Regions from separate parts of the Homo sapiens genome. Here region 1 is linked to region 2. Evidence: chromatin loops called from intact Hi-C (ENCODE). Cell type or tissue: chondrocyte. All regions are shown on one strand. Each heading gives the region's core, and the rest is flanking DNA. Links, peaks and the distances in the headings are about the cores only.

Region 1 (8,000 bases), core at 1-8,000, 580 kb after region 2:
ATGAAAACACATGTCCACACAAAGACTTGTATACAAATGTTCACAGCAGCATTATTCATGACAGCCAAAAACTGAAAACAAACCAAATGTCTATCAACTGGTAAATGGATAAACAAAATGTGGTTTATCCAGACAACAGAATGGAATACACTATTTGGCAATAAAAAGGAATGAAGTACTGATACATGCTACAAGCACAGATACATCTCAAAAGGGACCAGATGCAAAGGCTACCTACTGAGTGATTCCATTTATATAAAATGTTCAGAAAAGGCAAATCTGTAGACAGATTAGTGGTTGCCTGGAGTTGGGGGTACAGAGAAACTGCTAATGGGCATGAGACTTCTTTCAAGAGTAATTGAAATGTTCTGAAATTAGATAATGGTGAGGATTGCACAAATGTGCAAATTTACTAAAACTTGTTGAATTGTACATTAAAATTCAGAGTGCTGTAAAATAAAAGACTAGGAAAAATATTTCAAGAAAATCTAGTGTCACAGGCATATGAAATAAATCATAAGAAACCACAATGCACTGACATACAAAAATGGAACATTTGTTTCTGTACATATATAATTGCATGTAATAAATACAGCAAGCCTAAGAACCAAACCATGTTAGCAAATGATTAAAGAACAGGTTTCAAATGCTTAAGGACAGGTTTGGTAAGAGACATTAAAGAAATGTCTAGCTTAAGGGAAAGATGGTTTCACTGCTTCAAAACAGAACAGATGGGATAGTACCAGCATTCAAATCTAGCTAACATCATTAAAGAGAAAGATAACATTTTTAAGTTGAGAAAATTCTCTCTTGTGAAGAAACAGCCTTTTTCTGCTTTAGGAATGCCTCTTAATAGTGACATTGCCAAGGAAGACAGACTAATGATGCCTCATTATAAAACCACAAAGCCTAATTGACCACTGGCATCAAATACAACCAAATACATCATGTACATCACTGAAATTGTGCTTGACTTTGAAAACGAATGTGACTTTGAACTCAGGTATCATTACAATGTACAAGTAAGGGAACTCTGAAGACAGAACCACTCCCCACACTAATGTTACCATTCAAAAACATGCAAATTCTTTCTTTTTAATGACTGACTCAGATTTTGAATTCATTTGTTGATTGCTAGATGATGATAAATGTTCATGCTTGCTACAGAGTTTAACAGGAAAAGAACTAATCTTTAGCCCAAAGTTCAATGCATTCATATTTTAAGAAGATTTTTCTCCAAAAACTCATGTAAATTATCTCAAAAAAAAAATTAACAACATAGACTTTATAATAAATATCTTACTTTCTGTAATTGATGTTTTTTTTAAAAAAAAGTATCCTTATCACTTTTTAAAATTAATTTCTGGTGCTTTTATAGCATAAAATTATTTTCTGCAATAGAATCGCAATTTGTAACATTGTGCCAAGGAAATGTCTATGAATTTAAAAGAGATCACTTCAAATGTTATCCAGGAACTAATTAAGCCATGAGACGTGGGTCACCTGAACACTCTTCCATTACAGATGAAGGCTCAGAGAAATAAGCTAACTTGACCAAAGTCACCCAGCTGGTATCTGAAATATGAGCCAGGGCTCTCTGGCTCCAAAGTCCCTGCTCCTTCCAGCATGCCACATTAAATCCTGTTAACAATAATGAGGATAATATAAGAAGGAATTAAAAATCATAAAGTATTTACACACATAAGATTCTGAGGAACATGAACTTACAGTTCTTTATGTAGTTACATTGGTTCCTTAATATAGATGTGGTCCTCTATTTGAGAAACCTAAAGCTAAGCTAGGTCTTTTTCATCAACTGAAAGGGGCAGTATAAAACCACAGAGCCAAAGAGCATCGATGAAAATGTTCAGTAAGGGGTCAGGTGTCACTACTATCCCAGGCCCCCTAGCAAAACTTATAAAACAGCAAAGGTGGTTCACACATAGCCAATGTAAAGCTTTTGTTTTCAGGCTTGCTTCATGTTCCACCTTCTTCCATGGAAGATGAGGAATTATTCCTAATGTTCCTGATGAGAACCAGAGTAAATTCAAGGGCTGATGTCACAGCAGCCTGCTTAGGGCATTCCAAAACACACCTCTAAAGAGAGGGAGAGATTTGATTCCTCCAACTTCCACAAATGAACACACACAAGGACACTTCTGGGAAGATATGCTTCTTGATTTCATAATAGCCAGTACCTGGGTTAAATATATTATGTAACCAAAGAAACATCCTGATGATTCAAATTTCCTGGGGAGAACTAATGATAACCCATCAGAGTCATCAATGTGGGTCACTGGAGGTCACCAGGAGATCAAGGTACATTTTAATGCTAAGTGGCTTCAGTCCAAGGAGTGCCAATGAGATTATACACTGTTAAAACTGATTCCAGGCTGGGTGCGGTGGCTCACGCCTGTAATCCTAGCACTTTGGGAGGCCTAGGCAGGCCGATTGTCTAAGCTCAGGAGTTCGAAACCAGCCTGGGCAACATAGTGAAACCCTGTCTCTACTAAAAATACAAAAAAAAAATTAGCCAGAAGTGGCGGCGTGTGCCTGTAGTCCCAGCATCTTGGGAGGCAGAGGCAGGCGAATTGCTTGAACCCAGTAGGTGGAGGCTGCAGTGAGCTGAGATCACACCACTGCACTCCACACTTCAGCCTGGGCAACAGAGTGAGACACCATCTCAAAAAAAAAAAAAAACCTGATTCCAAAATTCATTCAAATATACGCACCCCTAAAACCCCTCTTTGGGAAAGATAAGGCTGAGGCTAGGTCCTCTTCCTCAACTGAAAGGGGAAGTACTATAAATTTATTAATTTATATGACATAAATTTATTAATTTACATGACATAAATTTATTAATTTACATGACATAAATTTATTAATTTATATGACAAATTAAAACAGAGTTGGTGTTTTGTAGCTTTCCACTTGAAATACAAAATCTGTATAGTTTAAAAGGAATACTTGAAGAGTCTGTTTCCAAATATCACAAACTCTTGTATTTGGCAAACAACAAGAATGTCAACCTATGTGAAAGTCTTTAATTTAGCAGATGTGTATTTAATTAAAAATTAACAGAAATCAGGAGTAGTGAGGTTACACATTCCCATAGTTCAAAGCTACCTAAAAATGGAAGTTTTAATTTCACTTCATTAAACACTTAGGAGCAGATTCCAGTAGTCTAAGTAAGACATCATTGGCTTTTAGGAACAAATGTGTCAACAACTGTTAAAGAATAGTTCCTTGTTATGAAACCTTAAAATTCTAGGACATATGATGTTTTAAGACATCTGAGTACAGGTAGCAGATTTAAACATACATAGCCACCTTCCTATCTATCAGTTGAGAACTAAAAACTAAAAAGCATTTTGATAACATGTCTAATTTCTTATATAGCATATCATTCAGGCAGGACCAGTAGTAGAGAAGGCAAAAAACAAATATTCCACCTTAGTTCTAAAACAGAAAATCTGAATATGAAAGACAGATAAGATTACAAGATATGGGCTGCTCTGGAAGGATCAACCAGGACCAATAAGTAAAAACTCTAATAACCAGTGTTGCCCTAAAATAGGATAAACCATTTGTGAGGGAATGAAACTACTGCCCCAAGGAGGGGTTCATGCATGAGCGGGAATGCCCGTGGGTGACGGAAGTATCACAAAGGCAAATGAACTAATGCCGTCAACAAACCCTCCAGTCTTCAGTGGGATGGATTTTCCATGTTGTAGACACTGTCAGCGAGTGCAGTTTCAAGTCAGGCAAAATGGAAGCTCGTGCATCTTTGATCGCGCAGGTGGTCTAAAGGGATGGCACAGAGGCCCAATATACCTAACCTGTAGAAGGCACATCTCACATCTCACCTATTGCAACAGTGATAAAAGTGAGGACACTGAGGCTTAAAGACGGTTAAAGACCAAAGTCACAGAGAACTAAAGTGTCTGAACTAGGACTTCTACTCTCACATCCCCAGACTTCAGATTAGAATTCTTTCTACTCTACCATGATGGTTTTCTGTCAGGTCCCAGAAGAACCTCAAATGCTCCCTACATATAGATGTGCTGAGTAAATAAAAGTTTTATATTTAGAGAGGAAAAAATAGAGATCAAAATGCCTGGCCAACTTCAGGGGGTCTGTGACATGGCTCTGATATGAACACCATGTCTTTTCTTCCAACTTCTAATCATGAAATATATTCAAACCAGCTGCTCCATCTAGTGGATTAATGGAAGATCCTCAGGATGAGAGAAAAGCACATTTTTAATACTGTTCAGCTCACACAACCCTAAAGCATTCATCTGCTATCCCATACCTCATATCCAAAATAGCAACACTAGAAAAGAGATTATGAAGATTACAAGCTTTCAGGAGTCAAGGATGAATTCATTCCAACTGGTTAAAACCATATTCCAAATTTGCTTCCTCCCTCATTTCCCCAGTTTCCCCCAACATAAGTACAGAGTCGGCAAAGCAGGTCACATCACAAGTCACTGAGGTAACAGCTCTCCAGTAGCACACCCAAGAGGTGTAACTCCAAACTGAAGCTGAAGCTCCCAGAGATTCCACAGCCCCTTGATATACTGTGTTTACTAATCATCTTAAGCCTAAGACCTTCTTTCCAAAGAGAACAATATGTGGTGGGAAAAACCCAGGCTCAGAAGTCAGCCAAAATTCCTGGTTCTGTCAGTTTCTGACTGTTGTAACCTTGAGTCAATCATTAAACTTCTGCCTCAGCTCCTCATCTGCAAAACATGGATAATGGCACACCCCTCAGGGGTGCCATGAGGATGGAGAGGTGACAAAAAGAATGCACCTAACACATTCCTGAAACACCGCAGCACTCAACGAACAGCAGAGACAGATAGGTGGACCTGAGTAGGCTCCAATTTAAGGGCCCTTTATCTGTTTTCCTTAATCTTCAAATTTCTATTTTAAAAAGGTAACAAAAATGGTGAGCAGAGTTGTTAGAAGACATAGAGATGCGTAATAATAAGGAACAGTGAAGGAACTGTGATTCGGTGTGGCCAGAACACAGGCAGTAAAGGTGGATGCCAGGAGTTGAGGTGAAACAGACAGGCAGTTCCTTGTAAGCCATATGGATGCATTTGGATGTCATCCAGCAATCAATGTGGAACCACCGGATTATCTTCCCATTACCCCAATCTGTCATATTCTAACACTGCTCCAAAACTTTCACAGTCACCTACTTCCTAAAGAATGAAGTGGAACAGTCTTAACAAGGTGGGTTTCTGAATCTGTGTTTCTGTCTTCTGTCTCAGCTTCCCATTTGGTATGTCAACTTTCATGTGCAGGTTTGCTCAAGACACGTGCTTTAAGATGCAGAAGAAAGATCAAATTCAATAACATTAATTATGAAACTTAAGTTGTGTCACAACTCTCAATCTCTCAAATTTGAATGAGCAGATTTAATATTAGTAAACATTCTGAACTCCAATCAAATGTAATGCAACACAAAACATGAATGAACACTATCAGAGACTGATGAATACCTCCCTCACCCCAACATCTATCCTTCCCTTTTGATATAGTAATAGCAGTGCTGGTGGGCCTCTGGCTACCCAGCCAAAAACTACATTTCTCAGTCTCTCTTGCACTGAAGTGTGTCTACTGGATTGGGTTCCAGTTAATGGGATGGTTAAAGTTAAAGCTAATGGGACGTGTTAAGTGATACGTGCAATTTTAAAGTCATGCACTTAAATGGGAAGGAGTACACCATTCCCATACCATCTCCCTTTTCTGCTACAAGGAAGTACTATGTGGAAAATGGCAGAGCAACAAGATAGAAGGAGCCTGGGACCCCAAAATGGTAGAGTCATCAATCAACCCTGAACTGTTTACACTTGGACTAAGAGTAAACCTAACTTCCATCCTTTATAAGGCATTGTTTTTTGATCTTTGTTAAAGTATATCCTAACTGTGATGCTTTCTTTTATGTGTCAACTTGGCTAGGCCACAGTACCCAGATATTTGGTCAAATACATGTGGATACTTCTGCGAAGGTAATTTTTAGATGAGATTAACATTAAATCAATAGACTGAGTAAAACAGATTGCCCTCCATAATCTGGGAGGGCCTCATCCAAGCAGTTGAAGACCTTAAGAAAAGGACCGACCTTTCCTGTGGAAGAAGAAATTCGGACAACAGACTCACTTTGAACTCCAATTGCAACATCAGCTCTTCTCTGGGTCTCCAGCTTGTCAGCCTTCCAAGCCTGCCTGCCTGCCTACCCTAGCCTCGCAATTTTGGACTTTTAAGCCTCCATGATCGTTTAAGCCAATTCCTTAAAATAGAAAGAAACATATGGATACATGGATGTATAATACATACACACATACACATCTTATTGATTCTGTTTCACTAGAGAACCCTATTATACTGTTACAAACGGAATATTTGTGCTCCCTACCCCACCAAATTCTTATGTTGAAACCCTAATCCCAACATGATGGTATTTGGAGGTGGGAACTTTGGGAGGCAATTAAGTCATGAAGGTGAAGTCCTCATGAATGGGTAGGTTTAGTGCTCGTATAAAGAAGAGGCCAGAGAGCTTGCTAGCTCTCTGTCTGCTATGTGAGAATACAATAGAAGTCATCCTTCTTTAACATGGAAGAGGGTCCTCATCAGAACCCAACCATGCTGGCACCATGATCTCGAACTTCTGGCCTCCAGAACTGTGAGAAACAAATCATTGTAGTTAGTAAGCCACCTGGTTGTTGGTTTTTTGTTTTGTTTTGTTTTTGAGACAGAGTCTTGCTCTGTCACCAGGCTGGAGTCCAGTGGAGTGATCTTGGCTCACTGCAACCTCCGATTCCCTGATTCAAGTGATTCTCCTGCCTCAGCCTCCCGTAGCTGGGATTACAGGCACACACCACCATGCCCAGCTAATTTTTGTATTTTTAGTAGAGACGGGATTTCACCATGTTGGCCAGGATAGTCTCGATCTTCTGACCTCGTGATCCGCCCACCTCGGCCTCCCAAAGTGCTGGGATTACAGGTGTGATCCACTGTGCCCGGCCAATGGGATTTTTTTTATAGCAGCTGGAGCTAAGACACTAACACCGAAACAACTAAGACATCTGAAAACAAACATTTTGTCCATTCAGCAAATATTTGGACCTAGTGTGTGCCAAGCATAGTATAGGCTCTGCAAATATAATTGAGAATAAGATACAGTTTCTGCCCTCATAGAGCTCAGACTCTGATGGATTTTTTATGACTTTGGACTACAGTATTTTTTAAAAAGACAACAACATGAATGTACTTCATGCCATTGATCTCTACTCTTAAAAGTGGTTAAAATAGTAAATTTTATTATGTGTATTTCATTACAATAAAAAATTGCAAAAAGAGAAAAAAATTATTCAAAAGAAACAAAATTTAATTCAGTGATTTAAGGTTTTCAAATCACATACCTGATTAAAGATTTGTATCCAGATATATAAAGAACTTTCAAATCTCAATAAGAAAACCAATTAAAAAATACAAAAAAGATTGGAACAAACATTTCGCCAAAAAAAATACACAGAAAGCAATACATTAAAGATGCTCAAAATTATTACTAATCAGGGATATTAAATTTAAAACTGAATGAGATACTCCTACCTACTTATTAAATGACTACAATTAAAGACTGGCCATACAAAGTGTTGGCAAGGATGTGGAGCAAATAAACTCTCATACTCTGCCGGTGGAAATATAAAACGATATAACTACCTTGGAAAATAATCTTGCAGTTTTGTAAAAAGTATACATTTACCAGCTATACAACCCAAACATTCCACTGCTATTATAGATATTTACCCAAGAGAAATTAAAACACATATCCATATAAAAATTTGTACACAAATATTCATGGCAACTTTATTGGTAATAACCAAAAACTGGAATAAACTCAAATTTCCATCAACAAACTAACTGACTGATAAATTACAGTATATATCCACATAATCAAATTAATTCATCAGTATAAAGAAATG
Region 2 (16,122 bases), core at 3,517-11,516:
TGTTGACCCTCTCGTGAAGGCAGTGAATGGAGACAGGTCTGGGAGCCACCAGCATGGCCTCGGCCTCCTGAGTGCAGGGCAGGAGACTCATGGCGCGCAGGGCCCGTAACACGCTGGAGGCCAGGATGGACCCGACACAGGGGAGCGGGAGGCTCGGCCCGGCCGTGGGGAGCGAGGAAGGGCCGCTGGATGTGCCTATTGATAAAGAGGTTTCCAGAGGCTATTGGAATGGCCAGGCAGAAGCTAGAGAGCGCTAAGGAAGCTGCTTTGGAAACAAATGGGCCCAGACTGTGATGGGTGACATGTATGAACCCCACTGTGGGCTGGCTGCTGTGTGAAAATTATGTGAGTCAGTATGAAAATACCTAGGAAAGGGGAGTGTGCCACCCTCCTTGCTCCATGTTGCGTGACCCAAGATGCCGCATGGGCATCAGCCCAGCCCTGGCCACCACCAGGACCTTCTGGGAACCTGGAGCCTTGCATTTTCTTGTTCCTTTCTGCCACTGGGGGAGGAGGATGGATGGCTGGAGCTGCCTGCCTGGCCTGGAATGCCCTTTCTCCCCGTCTGCGGGGTCCCCCACATCCTGCAGCCCCTCACGGACCTACTGTCAGTGTCCATGTCTCCCACTGGACCCTCCCTGAGCAACTGGAGGGCAGGGACATCAGACCATTTGATCCCAGCTCCCAGCACAGAAGCTTAGTGCCAGGGGCACCCAGAGAGATGGAATGAGGCAGACTCGGAGGTCTGTATTTTTTATTGTGGTAAAATAGCTATACCACAATATTGGCCAACTTAACGATTTTTACGGGAACAATTCAGTGGCATTAAGTGCCTTTACAAGGTGGTGCAACTGCTTTGAGTCTCTGCTGGTGATGTCACTTTGGCAAAGGGACGAAATGAGCCACCAGTGCGTCAGGCCTGCTCAGAGTTGTTTGGAGGTAGCATGGACACAGGTGCCTGTCCCTGCCCCCTAGCTGGGCTGCAGCGCATCCTAACAATGCTCCAGGGGCTGGGCCGGCCCTGAGCCTGGAGGTGGGCAGGGCTGCAACTGCCTCCTGGGCCACTAGAGGGCATGTGGGAGCCACTCACATGCACCCCAGGCCCCACTTCCTGGGTAGGGTGCCTGGCCCCTCAAAACGAGTGCTGCTCTGAGCTTGTTGGGATGGATCTTTCCCTCCTTCAGCTTCCGCCTGCTGGCAATGCATGGGGTCCTGCGCCCCCATTTCTGCCTCGGTGTCACAGGGCACACCCCTCTCCCCTCAAGGTGGCTCTTCTCCTCAGGACACCACTCCCGTTGGATTTAGGGCCCACCCTACCCCAGTGTGATCTCGTCTTCACTAGTTACCCTGCAACGAGCCTATTTCCAAATAAGCCTGTGTTCTAAGGTACTGGTAGTCAGGACCTCAACGTGTCTTTTGGGGGGACACAGGGACCCCAAGATGCCCCACAGCAAGTGACAAGGGGAAGTGATGAGATCAGGGTCCCAGGACCTGCCAAGTCTCCCCACACACGGGGGAGCGGGGGTGGGGCCCACATCCTTCAGTCACGGACATGCCCCAGCCCAGGGCCCTGGTGCAGGGAGAGCTGCTCTCTGTGCCCTCCTGGGGCAGGTGCCCGCTGTGCTTCTCACAGGCCTCCTTGCCTTTCAGAATCAGTTGTCTGGAAACCTGCTGAGGAAATTCAAAAACAGCAACGGGTGGCAGAAGCTGTGGGTGGTGTTCACAAACTTCTGCCTGTTCTTCTACAAATCACACCAGGTAAGTGTCTCGCACAGGGCAGGTGGCCCTGGGACCTTGGGGGTGGCAGCATGAGGTGAGGGGGCCGCCCTCCTCTGGAATGACTCAGGCCTCTTGGGCTCCAGGTGTCACGGGGATGACAGGGATGCTGGCGGGGGGCCCTGTCCACCCGAGGCCCTCAACTCTAGGGAAGACTGACATTATCATCCACTGAAGGACAACTTCTGCCCTAGGAAGGGCCACCTGTCTTCTGCCTGGACAAGGGACGGGGGTTGGCTTTATCTACAGCTCAGTCCTGGCGGGACTTGCCACCCGGGCCATCACGTACAGGCAAACACTGGCTGCCATGGTCCCTTCCAGGCCCACGCCCGAGGAGGGAGCTGCCTGGGCTCCCAAGTCCCTGTCTGATGCGGGGCAGCAGCCAGGCCCAGCAGCAGAAGCTGACCCCGAAAAGCCACTTTGCTTTGTTTCCCCTTTCCAGGACAATCATCCCCTTGCCAGCCTGCCTCTGCTCGGCTACTCGCTCACCATCCCCTCTGAGTCCGAGAACATCCAGAAAGACTACGTGTTCAAGCTGCACTTCAAGTCCCACGTCTACTACTTCAGGGCGGAAAGCGAGTACACGTTCGAAAGGTAGACACCCCCTTCCCACGCACAGGGCCCTGCAGAAGAGGACCCCCTCTTCCAAACATCAGGATTTCTCCCAAGTCAGCGAGTGAGATGGCCCCACCCTTCCCTGCCAACTAAGCGTTTAGACCTGGGGTCCCACTGCCCGACACCAGCAGGCGATTCTGTTCTCATGGCAGAAAGTGGGGTCCCAACTTCCCTGCGCCCTTACCCTGCACGGTGTTGGCTGAGGCCCTAGACATCTTGCTTGGAGATCTCTGACATAACGTGTCCGGGATGATGAAGCTAAGCCCCAGTGAGACTGCCTACATGGTGTAATGGCAGGGACTGCAGACTTCATTTAGCCAAGAAAGAAATGCAACAGTCAGGCCTAAGACTGTTCCTGCAATTCATATTTTGAATAGAGATCCTGGGCCTCTGCAAATTGCATCCCCAAGCCGACTACTTGTGCAGTTTGCCCTGCTGAGCCCTCCTCGCCCCGGGAGGCAGAAGGGGAGGGGTCCTCAGCAATATGCTGAGCACCTCCTAAACAACATCACCTGAAAAAGGAACCTAGAGGAGAGCCATTCTCAAATCTGATCCTGGACTGAGCTCGAGAGCTGGGTTGAGAGCTGGGTTGATCAAAGTTGGGATTTTGCTATTATTGTGACAAAGGGTCCAGCCTTGCAGTCCAGATCCTGAAAGGCCTGGGACAAGGCCAGGTAATTTGGGGAGTCCGTCCTGCATTGTGCAGGATGTTCAGCGGCATCCCTGGCCACCCACTAGATGCCCGCAGCAACCCCTCAGTTGGGACATCTAAAAATGTCTCCAGACTTTACCAAATGGGACAGCATTGCACCCATTTGAGAAGCACCGGTAGAGAGCAAATACACAAATATATAAAAAGGGAGATTTGGGCGTGGTGGTGCAAGCCTGTAGTCCCATCTCCTGGGAGGCCAAGGCTGGAGGATCGATTGAGCCCAGGAGGTAGCTACAGTGGGCGATAACTGCACCACTGAACTCCAGTATGAGTGACAGAGCCAGACCCTGTCTCAAAAAAAAAAGAAAAAGAAAAAAGGAAGGGAGAGCTTCCACTAAGCAGGATGGGACACGTCCCGCCATTCTCTGCCATGTCCATGAAAATAGGAGGTAGCGTTCTCCCCAGCAACCAGAGGCCACCTCGCTCCTAACTGCTCCAATGGAGCGGGCAGTGTCACTGCAGCAAGGTACTTCCAGCTCCACACTGAGTGAGTGCCCAGGCCAGTGGGTCTCCACTGTACCTCAGGAACGCCTGGGTGCTGGCTGTTCCCTTGCTCTTCTGCTGAAGTGGCAGATTACCAACCAGGCGGCCTGACTTCACCTTGTGTTTCTGTAAGCGATGCCCACCAAAGTGTCAGGAGTCCGTCCAAACAAAAGGTTGACTAACTGGCGTTCCCGTGTTGCAGGTGGATGGAAGTGATCCGCAGTGCCACCAGCTCTGCCTCGCGACCCCACGTGTTGAGTCACAAAGAGTCTCTTGTGTATTGATGGCCGGACACACTCGTTTCCGCAGTGGCTGCTTTCCTGGAAGACGTTTCCTTTCTTCTGTATTAATGAAGCCTGGTAAAATTAACACCTGTCTGAAAATCAAAAACATGGCTTCCCAGCAGCTCTCCTGTCTCCACAGCCGCGTTTTTTAACCCCGACCTCTCAGCGTCTGAATGAACAGCGCTCCCACCTCCAGTCCTGGCATCCGCTGGGGGCGCTGTTCTTTAGCTAGTGCCAGTATTAAAACATTGTCATTACGAGAGTGCCAAATGACATCTTCCCTCCACCCTGCCCCTGAAAAACAGTACACACACATCCGTTCAACACAAGACAGGGCAAGTGTTTTTCTTCCTAAAAAAAGTTCTTTCTTTTATTATTTTCACCTATTGGCTGCTGCATTTTACGAAGTGGACTTCCCGGTGTTTGTTTGTTTGTTTGCAATACACTCAGTGCAGCCTTAAGCAAATGAGATCATTTTCAGATTTCATTTTTTTTTTCAGTCTTTCTACTTTTGTAATAATAGGAAGTTAGTAGGACTCACTTCTCTGATTAATAAGCAATTTGCAGCACACAGCGTTCCACTGCGGGGTTTCACGCTCACCTGAAAACACCTGTTCCCAACCTACTTCTTGGTGCAAGTTGACCAAATCGTTTTAAGTGGTAACTCTTTCCAACCGTAGCAGGGTTGTTTTCTGTTAAGCAAAGCCGAGATCCAGTGCAATACCTGGACTGTCACCGTCCTGTGAGTGGTGTACACAATGGGAAGATAATAAGCCGTGGTGTTTTGCTGTCTGTCTGTGTCACAAGCATGAAAACCCGTGTGTCATTGATCAGCACCATTTGTGGTATGTTCCGTGATGAGCGTTTAGTGAGCCTGCTGGCTGCAGAGCACTATGAAATCATGGTACGTAGTCCCCGGCACCTGTCGTTATTCCTATATCCTCCTGCAACTGTGGTTTGAAACTGCGCATTCTCTAGTAGTATATATCGTGCCTGTCTTCAAAAACATTTCCCTTTTTATACTCATTCCCCCCAGGCATGGGGTAGTGTCAGTCGGACTGCACAGGGAACACGGTTTCCAGTGGCTTTGGCCCCTACTCGGGAAACGTCTGCCTGTTCTCGATGGTGATGGGGTGGCTGCCATTCCCTTGGTTTTCCTAAGCCCTTTCTAACGAGAGTCTCAAACAAGCGGAGGCGAGGGCCAATTCAACCCCATTCTTTCCAGCGCCCCGCACCATAGCACCTGCCCACCTGAGAACCAGGAACGCACCCTCTCTGTGGAGCTCTGACTGGTGTAGCTGGAAACAAACAGCAACTTGCAAACGGACGAAGAGCCTGCCGTGTGTTAATCATTTGCCTTACAAGATGTACCAGACGGTTTCCAGTACTAACAAAGGGAATAAAAATACCTCACGCCACAATCCAGCATATTGATGTTTTAAGGCAAAACAACCAACTTTGTCTGTAGTCTTCATTTTCTGTGTGGGGGGGGAGGGGGGAAGGGGACACTCCAGCAAGGGTTTCTAAAGCCCCAGTGTTCAGAGTGACACAGGGAGGGCCTGCCCCCCACTGTTCCCTATGCTCCCCCCACCTCCAGGCAGGGGCAGAGCAAACAAACAGCTCCGGGCCACACAGCAGCATCAGGCTCCCTCCAGAAGTCACCACTCACTCATTCCTGGAGACTTGGGGACAAGGCAGTCTCCTCAGCTATTTATTTCTGAATGATTGATTGATTCCAAACTACTTGCTGGACACTGGTGGTTCTGACCTGTGACCAGCACCTCTGCTTCCTGTGTGCCCTCAAGAAAATACTAGTGTGGGTAACAGTCCATCTGAGTGGAGTTTGAGACACACTACACATGAGACACACAATGATGCAGATACTCGTTTTCTTGAGCTTTATTGGCCCCTGCATGATACAGTCCCTGTGCTTAAGAACATGCCCTATTAGGTCACTCTGCCTTTGCTGACACATTTTATAGCAGAAATACACAAGCTGTTTTTAAAGGAGGGAAATATAAAAAATGTTTATAAACTGACAGTGTTTTGCCAGAGGAAAGGTACAAAATGCTACATACAGAACCAAACCAGCCACTTCACAAGAGCAATGCAGGGATAAAACTATTGGATAAGGAAGGCAGATGCACTTCCAAGAAAATCAGAACCCAGCAAGAAGTGGCCAGTGCACCCCAAACCACACTGGTGTCCACCTCATTGGCAGCAGCCAGCCAGGACACAGCTCAAAAACGCAGGAGCTACCAGCCACCCAGTCCACGGCCCTCGTCTCCCAGAGGCTGAGTACCTCCCCAGGCTGCAGGCTCTGGGCAGCTGAGCCAGGAGCAGCTCAGGGCTGGCACTGAGAGGCTACTGGTGACAGTAAACCCGTCTCAAAGGCTGGGCCTGGCTACAGACCAGCAGCAGTTGACGCTGAGGCAGGTTCCAGTGGTAGCCCTGGTGCCTGGGCTCTCTCTTAATGCAGGCCTGGAAGTGGCGACACAAAAGCCAGCTTCCTTGGCTAAGATGCCCTTAAAAACATTGGGGCTGATTTTGTGCGTCTACAGAAAGTAACAGCCCAGGAGAGAATGTACACAGAGGCGAGCTTTCTAACTCCATCAAACCCCACCTCCCCCGACAGGAAATGCTGCCAGTCAACTCTAAAAGAACCACTTGTTGCTCTACGGGGGAAGGGGCTGAGTATGATTTGTCTGGCGACTGCAGAGACTCCCCGTTCATACCAGTATTCATTAGAACCCAGTCCCTCGAGCGGCTCACCCACTGTTACTAGCATGAGACTGGCTTCAGTGCTAAAAACTGTGATGTCATTGTCCATTTGTAAATCTGAAGAACTCTGTAAATCAGAAAAGCTGCTGTCCGCCCTGGCTCACTTAAAAATCAGGTAACGGCACACCCTGGGGAACACAGACTCAATCTGTGTGATTCGCAAGGACAAAACTCATCTTTGACTTATGCCGCCGGCCTCACGTAAGGAAACAGTTCCCCACACAGAATACTCCCTGGAAACACAAAATGAAATCTTCTCCAATTTTATTATTCAACATAACATTCTTGTATGGAGTAATGAGTACAATAAGAATTAGCAACTCAGTTCTATTTCCCCAACCAAAATATATCCCTTATACAAATTAAGAGTTCAACCCAAATCCACTTCTAATAAAATACCTCAATTTTAGAGCTTAAAAACCAGACTGCACTAGCAAACCGACACAATAACCCACTCAAGCATCTGTAGCTCAGGGCTCTGTCCCCTCCCTATAGCTTAGAGGCCACTAGACCAGCAGATAGCTGAGCTACATCCCCAAGCTCACCCACTAACTTCCTTGCTTCCAAAAATCCTGTCTTAACTCCACAAGAACTGGCACACCCACGGGAGATGTCAATCATCAGCTTCAACAAACATAAAAGAATGCTTCATGTACCAGTCAACAGCTGCTGCACGAACCCTCCCACTCCAGAAACCCAGAGATTTTCCCCCTCGCCAAGCAAGGTCCCACAGCAAACCAAGAAAAACAGACACACTGGCTGCCTGCCTAGCAAGCATAGGCCCCTTCCAGAGAAGCAAAATAACTCTTAAGGTCCCCGGCAACCGCTACAGCAATCGCACAGATCAGCAACCTCCAACTGCATCATCTCGGTGAGCAAGTGCGCAAGCAGTCCAGGGCGCTGACCTGGGCACTCGGCAGCTCCAGGCCTGGGGACTTCTCCCTGGAGTCTTCCAAAGTGTCTCATCACACACACACAGCCACGAGTACACACGCACGGCCACACATACACAGCAGGTGCCCTGTCCTCTGAAGAGTCACATTTCAAGGAGTATGCAAAATAAGCGTGTTATAAAATTTATTTGTGTAAGCATTCAGACATTTTTAGGTGGGAAAGATGATATGCAGAATCCACTACAAGGTGCAACAGAAAATCGTATTGGAAAGGACGGTACATCTGGCGCAGACCAGCAGTGGCACGATTCCAAACAAATGTCAGACGAGAGCGCTTCATGGGGAGAAACTGAAAATTATAATTTAAAGCTTCATGAGGCAAGATATGTTCCAATTTAAAACACTAAGAAATAGTACCATCGATGAAAAAGGAAATCAACCTCTAGGTGTACCAAAAGGGGCGTAGGGCAAACGGGGAAAATTTGCATTTGTTGAGGTACAAATAGGAGTGTTCTGTAAGAGAGGGGCATTAATTATTAATGACAAACCCTGCAAATACAAAATAAAACCCAAATCACTGGTCACAGAATTCAAAATGTACATGTAATAAAGGCAAGGCAATAGACTCAAGTTATGGCCTGTCGAATATTTACTCCACTGACGTTATCTACAGAAGCACTTGGCCAGTTTGTACACAGTGATTCCTTATGCACGCCGAAAGGGTTTCCGTAAAAATGACATTATATACAAATCTGTACACCCATCCACCAGAGCGATTCTCCAGCTCCCAGAGGGAGTTATCAACTTAAAGCAGGATACCTGAGGTTTCATGTCTTTAGTTGCCTTATCATAATCCCAAATATACATTTCAGGGTTTGTTTTTGTTTTTAAAGACACTTTCCTGGAATATGTGCACTATGGTTAAAATTAAAAACAAAAGTAATAAAATAAAATAAAATGATCGCTGGAAGGAGCTGACCCTCCCCACCCATCTGAGAGACTTCATCTGGCTGCAGCACAGTGAAGACTGTGTGTGTCCCTGGACGGGCGCCTGGCGCTGGGGTGGCTCCCAGTGGCGCACCTCTTCGGTGGAGTCAGCGAAGGCTCTCGTTGACTTTTAAAAAAGGAGGAGGATGAAGAAGGAAAAAAGGAAAAACAAAACCCCAAATGCCAAAGGAATTTCAGTGGGATGAAGTTCCTCCACCACTTAGAGAGTATCTAGGGAAAAAGAGAGAGAGAGAAGTCAACACATGTCATTTCTCATCCCTGTGCAAAAATTCATATAGTAACCAAAATCTTAGTTTTCATAAGAAATTCCAAGTCATACAAAAATAAGTGGAGCAAATATCAATGTGTAAGTCTAATTTTAAAAGAATGCATATAAAGACTGAGAAGATCATGATTCTTACACAAAAACTCCAGAGCATGTCACCAAAAACCAAGAATGGGTTCAGCCTCCCTGGAGAGATGTGAATAAAACGGGAAATCATATCCCTTTTACTTACGATCAATTGTCAAAAAGTGAACATTGATCCATACATGATGACACAGTAAGATTCCAGGGATGCATATGCATTCCCGATGTGAGGGCAGGAAACCCATTTTGGCCATAAAAATAGTGATGCAGTCCAAGAATCTATTTCCTAGAACTGCTTCCGAAATATGGTCCAAAGCAGGAACAACGTGTCTGCACAAAGATGTCTCTCGGGATTTTCGTAATTACACTAATTTGGAAACAACTCTGATGCCCAACAGTACAGAATCAGTTAAGTAAATTATACAAACTGAAATAACAGACTAAAAATGGTAATTATCTGTATTTACATATATATATTAAAGCAATATTAAAAATATGTACAAGTTTAAAAGTACATACAAAATTACAGATTGGGCATCCCTTATCTGAAATGCTTCTGGCTTTGGATCTGGGAATATCCGCATTATACTTACCAGTGTGCAGCCCCAAATCCGAAATCTGACATGCCCCAGAGAGCAGTTCCTTTGAGCCCCATGCTGGCGCTCAAAAGTTTCAGATTGGGGATTTGGGATATTCAGCCTGTATATGTGCACTATATAAGTATATTTACATGAACAACTTCTGTATCCTAAATTAAGTACTATAGAAATTCTAAAAAATCTTCTTTGCACTATAAGGTAGATAAGAGAATTCAGTAAGTTTATGACCTGGTATGACAACAGAAGGCAATGCACCCAAAGATGCTGATGAGATTTGGGCTACAGTGGTGGGATCATGGGTAATTTCTGTGTCTTCCAAAAATTCTACAAGATTGTCTTCAGAAGACAACAAAGGGTGAGAACGGGGTCCCCTCATGACCACAATTCCCTCAACCATTTTACAACAGACTCCAAATCACAGGTCCAGGAGAGATGGCTGAGGATGTCTTTGACCAGGCTTATCTCAAACGTTCCAATCTAGAGCTCCTCTTTTCAGGCATTTGAAATACTTGGCATCTCTCCCAGAGAACAAATGGTTACATAAGGTCCTCCCAAAAGCACACATTAGCCACGGAGCCTAAGACTCAACTATCAAGAAATACAAATGACTAAATCACGGGATGAGTTGATGTCACACAAAAGAATCCAAACATTAATTCCAGCTGAGACAGAAAGGCTCTGAAAATGCTTCAGAGGAGAGGCGGCTCTCATTTTTCCTACAGCCATCCACTGAAACAACATGTTTGGAGCAAAACTGGCAGGAAGTCTAAGCCATGGCCACCGTGGTTTTGGCAGCCATCGGGGTGAACGCTCAGTGGGAGCTTCAGGAGCAGGGAAGGAAGAAGTGGGTACCACAGCCAAGCCTGCAGAGAGATGATAAGCACCTCAAGAGGCAGCTCATCTGAGGACAGAGGAGGAAAGAGGGCACTCCTCATCACAGACAAAGGAAAGAGAGCACCAACTTGGCTTCCCCCATGCATCACTGCAAAGTAAAGTTTTAAACACAACACAGACATCAGGTAGCTACAGACCCGCCCGAGGGTAAATAGGGTCAACCCCAGCCACGATGCCCAGTGAGCACGTAAAATGTGCTGCGTCTGAATGGAGATGTGCTAAGTGTAAAACACACACCAACTCCAAAGACGGTCCCTCCAAAAATGTAAAATACCTTATTGATGATTGTTGTTATTAATGTTGAAATAATACTTTGGATCTGGCAGGTTAAAAAATGTATTGTTGAAACTAATTTCACTTCTTTTTGCTTTTTAAAAATATGGCTACTAGAAAATGTAAAATTCTCTTTTTGTTTGGTTTTTAGAGACAGGTTCTCACTCTGTTGCCCAGCCTGGAGTGCAAACGTGATCACAGCCATAGCCGCGAACTCCTCAGCTCGAACAATTCTGCAGCCTCAGCCTCCCAAGTAGCTAGGGCCACAGGTACAAGCCACCATGCCTAGCTAAATTTTTTTTTTTTGGTAGAGACAGGGTCTTGCTATTTTGCCCAGGCTGGTCTCAAACTCTTGGCCTCAAGCGATCCTCCTGCCTGGGCCTCCCAAAGCATTGGGATTACAGGCATGAGCCACCACATCCAGCAGAAAACATAAAATTCTGTGTGTGGCCCACGCTGTACTTCTACTGGCCAGCACTGGTACAGATCAACTTGCCTTAACAACTAAAAGAAGAGGAACAGAGAGATAGGGGCCTGGGAATGGGAAACGTGGATCAGTTCAACACATACAAGCCACACACTCTGTGCCCTGGAGCTGCCCTGGGGAAATCAAGTCACGTATATAAACAAACAGTTCATAACAATTTCAGGCAATTCTGGACAGTGTGGAAAGTATTGGTTTTAAAAGTAATACTACAAAAGCAGAGAGCAAAATGCCCAACAAGACAGTAACAATCCTACCCGTTTCTGGTTTTGTTCTATTTGTTTTATTATAAAGCTCTTTCTAATGGGAAATAAATGCCTCTAGAATGAGGTATGTGATGCTAAGTTTGAGAAATCAAAAAGTTTGTGTTCAGGCAAAAGATGGGTGACTTTTTAATTCTATTTTCCTTTATTCCTATATTGTTTTTAGTATCAAAGGAGGGAGGGATCGTCCTTCAATTGCCTCAAAATTGAAGGCAGCCAAGTAGATCATTTTTATTTTCTAGCAACTTAAAAAGTTGAAATGTCTTACTAAGAAACCCGAGTTCAGAAGCATAAACGTGAAGTATCAGAACTGTGGTTTTCTCCTGCTGTCCCCACGTAGAGGGGCTCTTCACAGGACAGTAGGCAGCCCCTTCAATCACTTCCAAATAGCAAAAGGGACCTCACGTGTGCAAAACTTCTTTATGTACTGTCAGGTGGGACGCAGTCTCAGGAAAGACCCAGAAATCCCCCTCATGATCACAGAGTCTCAGCCAGCTTTGGGAGGTGTCAGCCTGGACACCTGAAGATGAACTGTCAAGGCAGCAGCACGCCTGGTCCTCCTGGGGGTGTGGAGGACAGCCCAGTGACAAATCACCCTCAGGTCACACAGAGCGGCTTCCCAGCACACATCCACTGCCTCCAAACGCCTGCACTTGTGCCAGATGGCAGTCAGGAGGGGCTTGGTTCCCATGGATACTCCTACAACAAGTTGGGAGGGGGCAGGGAGGGCAAAACTGTCACCCCACTGAGTCCTCACCCATAGTGCATTCAACAGGTGGGGCCACTGGGCAGGGACAAAAGCTCCCTACAGGCTGGCACAGATGAACCCCTACCAAGGAGGCTTCCAGACATGACACACACAGCTAACACAGGGAACACACCTGCGCCCGCTCCCGCTGAGTTGACCACACCAAAGCTGCTGTCATTTCTCACACTTGACTTTAAAGCCGAAAACCAGATAGATAGTTACACACATCTGGCTAAGAACGATCATTCTCTGGCCAATAATTAAGCTGCATAATTAAGAGGAAACAGGTATTTCACCACCACCCTGTATTTATGTGGCAAAAGCTACAAATGCACTAAGTCCTGTGGGCTTTCCAGTAGTTTCCAGATTCAGATCCTTCATTCACATTGATTTCTAGAATTCAGAACAAAGTCTCCTCTAATTCAACTCTGTCTACCCTGAGGCCTGCAAGATAACAGGAACAGACAGGCCAAGAATCAAGTACCAAACTCATCAACTAAGTCCCAGCCCAAGTGCAGGTCTCTCCTTCCCCAGCCCAGAGGGGCCCTGGGTAGTTACCTCTGGAGCCGCTGCACGAGCTGGGCCACCATGGTGTCGGAGATGCCAGGGCACGCCTCCTCCGCTAGGTAGATGGCCCCTCGCAGCTCTTCAATGGACCCCAAGTTCCCTCCGCACGCCTGGCTCTTCTCCTTCAACTGAAAACACACGAACAGGAAGAATGGCATGAAGCACACCAGCTGCAAAACTGGGAAGCATGCTGTTCAAGGAACAACACGGCGTGTGGACCACGACACTACCCCAGCCCCAGGGTGTCCGGGAAAAGCTTTGGCTAGGGCTCCAGGCCACTTCAAATTGCTTTTTTTTTTTTTTTTTTTTGTGAGACGGAGTCTGGCTTTGTTGCTCAGGCTGGAGTACAGTGGCGTGATCTCAGCTCACTGCAACCTCCGCCTCCTGGGTTCCAGCGATTCTCCTGCCTCAGCCTCCCGAGTAGCTGGGATTACAGGCCCCTGCCTCCATGCCCAGCTAGTTTTTGTATTTTTAATAGAGACAGGATTTCACCATGTTGGCCAGGCTGGTCTTGAACTCCTGACCTCAAGTGATCCGCCCGCCTCGGCCTCTCAAAGTGTTGGGATTACAGGCGTGAGCCACTGTGCCCGGCCCGGGTTCCTTTTGAAGAAAGGTGATTCAAATGCTCTGAGAGCAGTTATGTATACACAGGGCAATCATCAGACCATAATCATTACTGTTCGAGGCCAGAACAGAGACGACTAGCTCTCTGTGTGCCTTTCCCAAGTCTCACCGTGATGGACTGTCCTCTCTGTGCTGTTTTCCTATTTCAACCATAACCTTGTACCAGAAAAGCAATTTCAAAGCCTATCCTAAGTTATTCTGATCTCAACACTGCTTACTTCCTAATGTTAATGGGTTGGTTCTTAAACTCCAGCAAACTGCCTTTGTGATCCAGAGTAGAGTCAAAATATTTGATTTCATGTAAATAAGTGGCAGCCTTAAATTCTGGGAATCTCCAGTGTTCTTCCTGGCACCTCTACTCCCAAGAGAAATCACAACAGTGCCTTCAGACACTTCCCTCAGTTGAAGGTCAACTCCAAGTCTCTCTCTGGAGGCCCAAAAACGTGAACTGTGAAAATAAGAGCTGTTCAAGTCAAGATACAGCATGGCTCAGAACTCAACAGAAGAGGCTCTTTGTGATGGACACCGCCTCCTCTTCAGGGAAGAAAGAAACATCTCAGGCGACATTCAGCTTGGTTTTCAGGTTGTTGAACACATGCTGTCATTTCCAAACCCAGCCCTGCCCTAAGAGCAACGGCTTCTCTCTTCGCTACTGAAGGGGCAGGCAGGAACTAGAAGGGTCTGACCTTGGAGGGCCAGTGGGTGTAGAGAGCATTTGTTCCTGAAGTTCTTGCTGTCACAGGGCCACGCCGCCGGCCCCGAGGCGGCCACTCGTGTTTGTCTAGGACTCCCAATCACTTGACAGTATTTACAAGTCCCGAGAGGGTCAGCTACAATCCAGCACTCTCCCTCCTGCCCATGCCCCGCCCCTAAGTCTCAAAGAAGGAGCAAAGGCGGCAGAAGGGCCGCCCTGGGAGAGGGCCTGTCCCCTTGCCGTGTGGAACGTGCTGGACCCATCACTGACTTCAGGGAGCAACCTGACCTGTGCTCCCTGAAGGAAAGCAGGGACGCCAACACCCGTCTCCTCAATGTCCTCATCTGTAAGCATGGGGATATAATCCTTCTACTGGGCTTCTACAAGTATTGTATGAAATAATACACAATAAACACTCTGAACTCTAGGGTAGCAAATATCATTCTTAAAAATACATTGGGAAAGATGCCTGTGAGTTTAGCAATTGGTTACCTGGAAAATCCAGGATATGACGGCGTTTAGGATATGTCCTGAATAATTATGTCAAAGTTGCTTCATGGGCCCAGTAAAAAAATAAACAGCCTCAGGAGAATGAAAAAGTCCATGCACTTTCCCTAACTGCCTGACTGACCCTATTCCAGCGGCCAATGGCAGGGCCGCAGGAGCACAGCCTGGAAATCCCACGGGGCCAACTCCCATGGGACAAAATGAAGCGCAGGATGGCGCTCAACCCGGACATCCTAGTTAGGAAGAACACAGGTGCCCAGAACCATGAGCCAGGGCTGAAGCCAGACATCATCCAGCAGGGCCTCCGCGTGCCCTGTGGCTTCCCCGACACCAGCGGGCTCGGCTACTTCCCACTTGAAGCTGCAGGTGAGGCCTCGGGCTCTGGCCACAGCCCTGCTCCCACCGGGCCCTGAACTTGCCAGGTCAGAGGCCCTCAGACAAACCCTCCAGGGCACCTGCTGGGCAGGGCAACAGGTGAAGGCTTATTGGAGGGCTGGGAAGAGGCACTGGCAGGACCGTGGCTGGCCAGGCACGGCCCATGGCCGGGGGTCCCCCGCTGCGTGACGCAGGCACAGGGGAGGAGAATGAGCTCCTATGACACTTCCTCTCCTGAGCACCTCCCCTTCAAGGACCAGGACCCCTAAACACAGCCGCAGTGGAAAACTGCCCAAAGAGGGAAGATCCCCACGCAAACAGATGCGTGTGTGGCCCACAGTGAGTACCTCAAAGGCAGCCTCAGCCAGGAAGGGGCACAACAAGAAAAGAGGGGACTTCCAACTTATTTTCAAATCCGCTACTAACCAGATGCAGAACAATCTTCATTCTTATAAAGCCTACTTTTGAAAATCTCTCAAAACACGGCCACGGGAGCACTTTCCTCTGGGAGGGAGAGGCTGAGCAGGGAGTGGGCGTGGGGAGGCCCAGCTGGGAGCACAGCACTGCTGAGCAGAGGAGGGACTTCAGTGAAACATGTGGCTCAGGGGAAACCGGAGGACTCCAGGGCATCCAACGTCTCCTTAGAAGAAAGAATCTACTTTTCACATGGCCAGAAATTGGTCTGAGGCAAAGAGAGCAGGCTGTACACAATGAGATTTGCTAAAAAGCAGGGCAACGGGTGACACAGGGTCTCGGGCTGGGTCACTGTCATCCAGTCTACACATTCCAGGCTGCGGCGGAGTGGGCATCACCCAGGACAGGGGAGGCGCAAGGTGGTGCTGACAGCCTTTGGGAAGGCACCATGCAGGCTTTCCGAGCCTTTGCCAGCTTGTCTTAATGTCCCCAACTCTTAACTGGCAACATCACCACTGAAGTGTGTCCAGCTTCTCCTTCCCCCTCCCCTCCCACTCCGAAAAGGCCAGCCAGGTACCTACCTCTGCAAACAGAGGAGAAATAATTGTAGATAAACACTGAGAGAAAGGCCTCTTCGGGATGTCTTTCATCTTGGGGGAGAGGGAAAAAAAGGTCATCAGAAACAGTTGACGTTCACATTGGCAATAATTTAATAAACCTCCCACCTGGACTATGGAAGCGCAGGAGTTGCCTCTACACTTCACGCTGAGGAAACACCC

The links. A loop is a pair of places that touch in the nucleus more often than their neighbours do. Peaks named below come from ENCODE experiments on the same cell type or tissue, not always from the same donor. Only the 100,000 strongest peaks of a DNase experiment are listed, where the experiment ranks them.
Region 1: it touches region 2 in a loop (2.7-fold over the local background); 2 of 110 quality-filtered maps call a loop at or near these places.

The regions. Positions count from the first base shown.
Region 1 is chr13:99,029,798-99,037,797 of GRCh38, forward strand. It overlaps a transcript of DOCK9 not described here. Among named protein-coding and RNA genes, the nearest start is that of DOCK9-DT, 53 kb to the right of the region's middle. In chondrocyte, for the core only: CTCF peaks have their summits at 4,219 (motif pointing left) and 4,421; no DNase peak of the experiment used is centred there.
Region 2 is chr13:98,444,448-98,460,569 of GRCh38, forward strand. FARP1 (FERM, ARH/RhoGEF and pleckstrin domain protein 1) reads left to right here. Exons shown (of 27, transcript NM_005766.4): 25 at 1,651-1,758; 26 at 2,219-2,370; 27 at 3,789-10,729. The coding sequence ends at 3,870. It overlaps STK24 (serine/threonine kinase 24), which reads right to left. Exons shown (of 11, transcript NM_001032296.4): 9 at 15,925-15,993; 10 at 12,721-12,857; 11 at 738-8,762. The coding sequence ends at 8,726. Among named protein-coding and RNA genes, the nearest start is that of FARP1-AS1, 17 kb to the left of the region's middle. RefSeq lists enhancers at 793-842, 1,613-1,662 and silencers at 1,388-1,682, 13,988-14,282. In chondrocyte, for the core only: CTCF peaks have their summits at 4,064 and 4,265; DNase peaks (open chromatin) are centred at 7,514 and 8,594.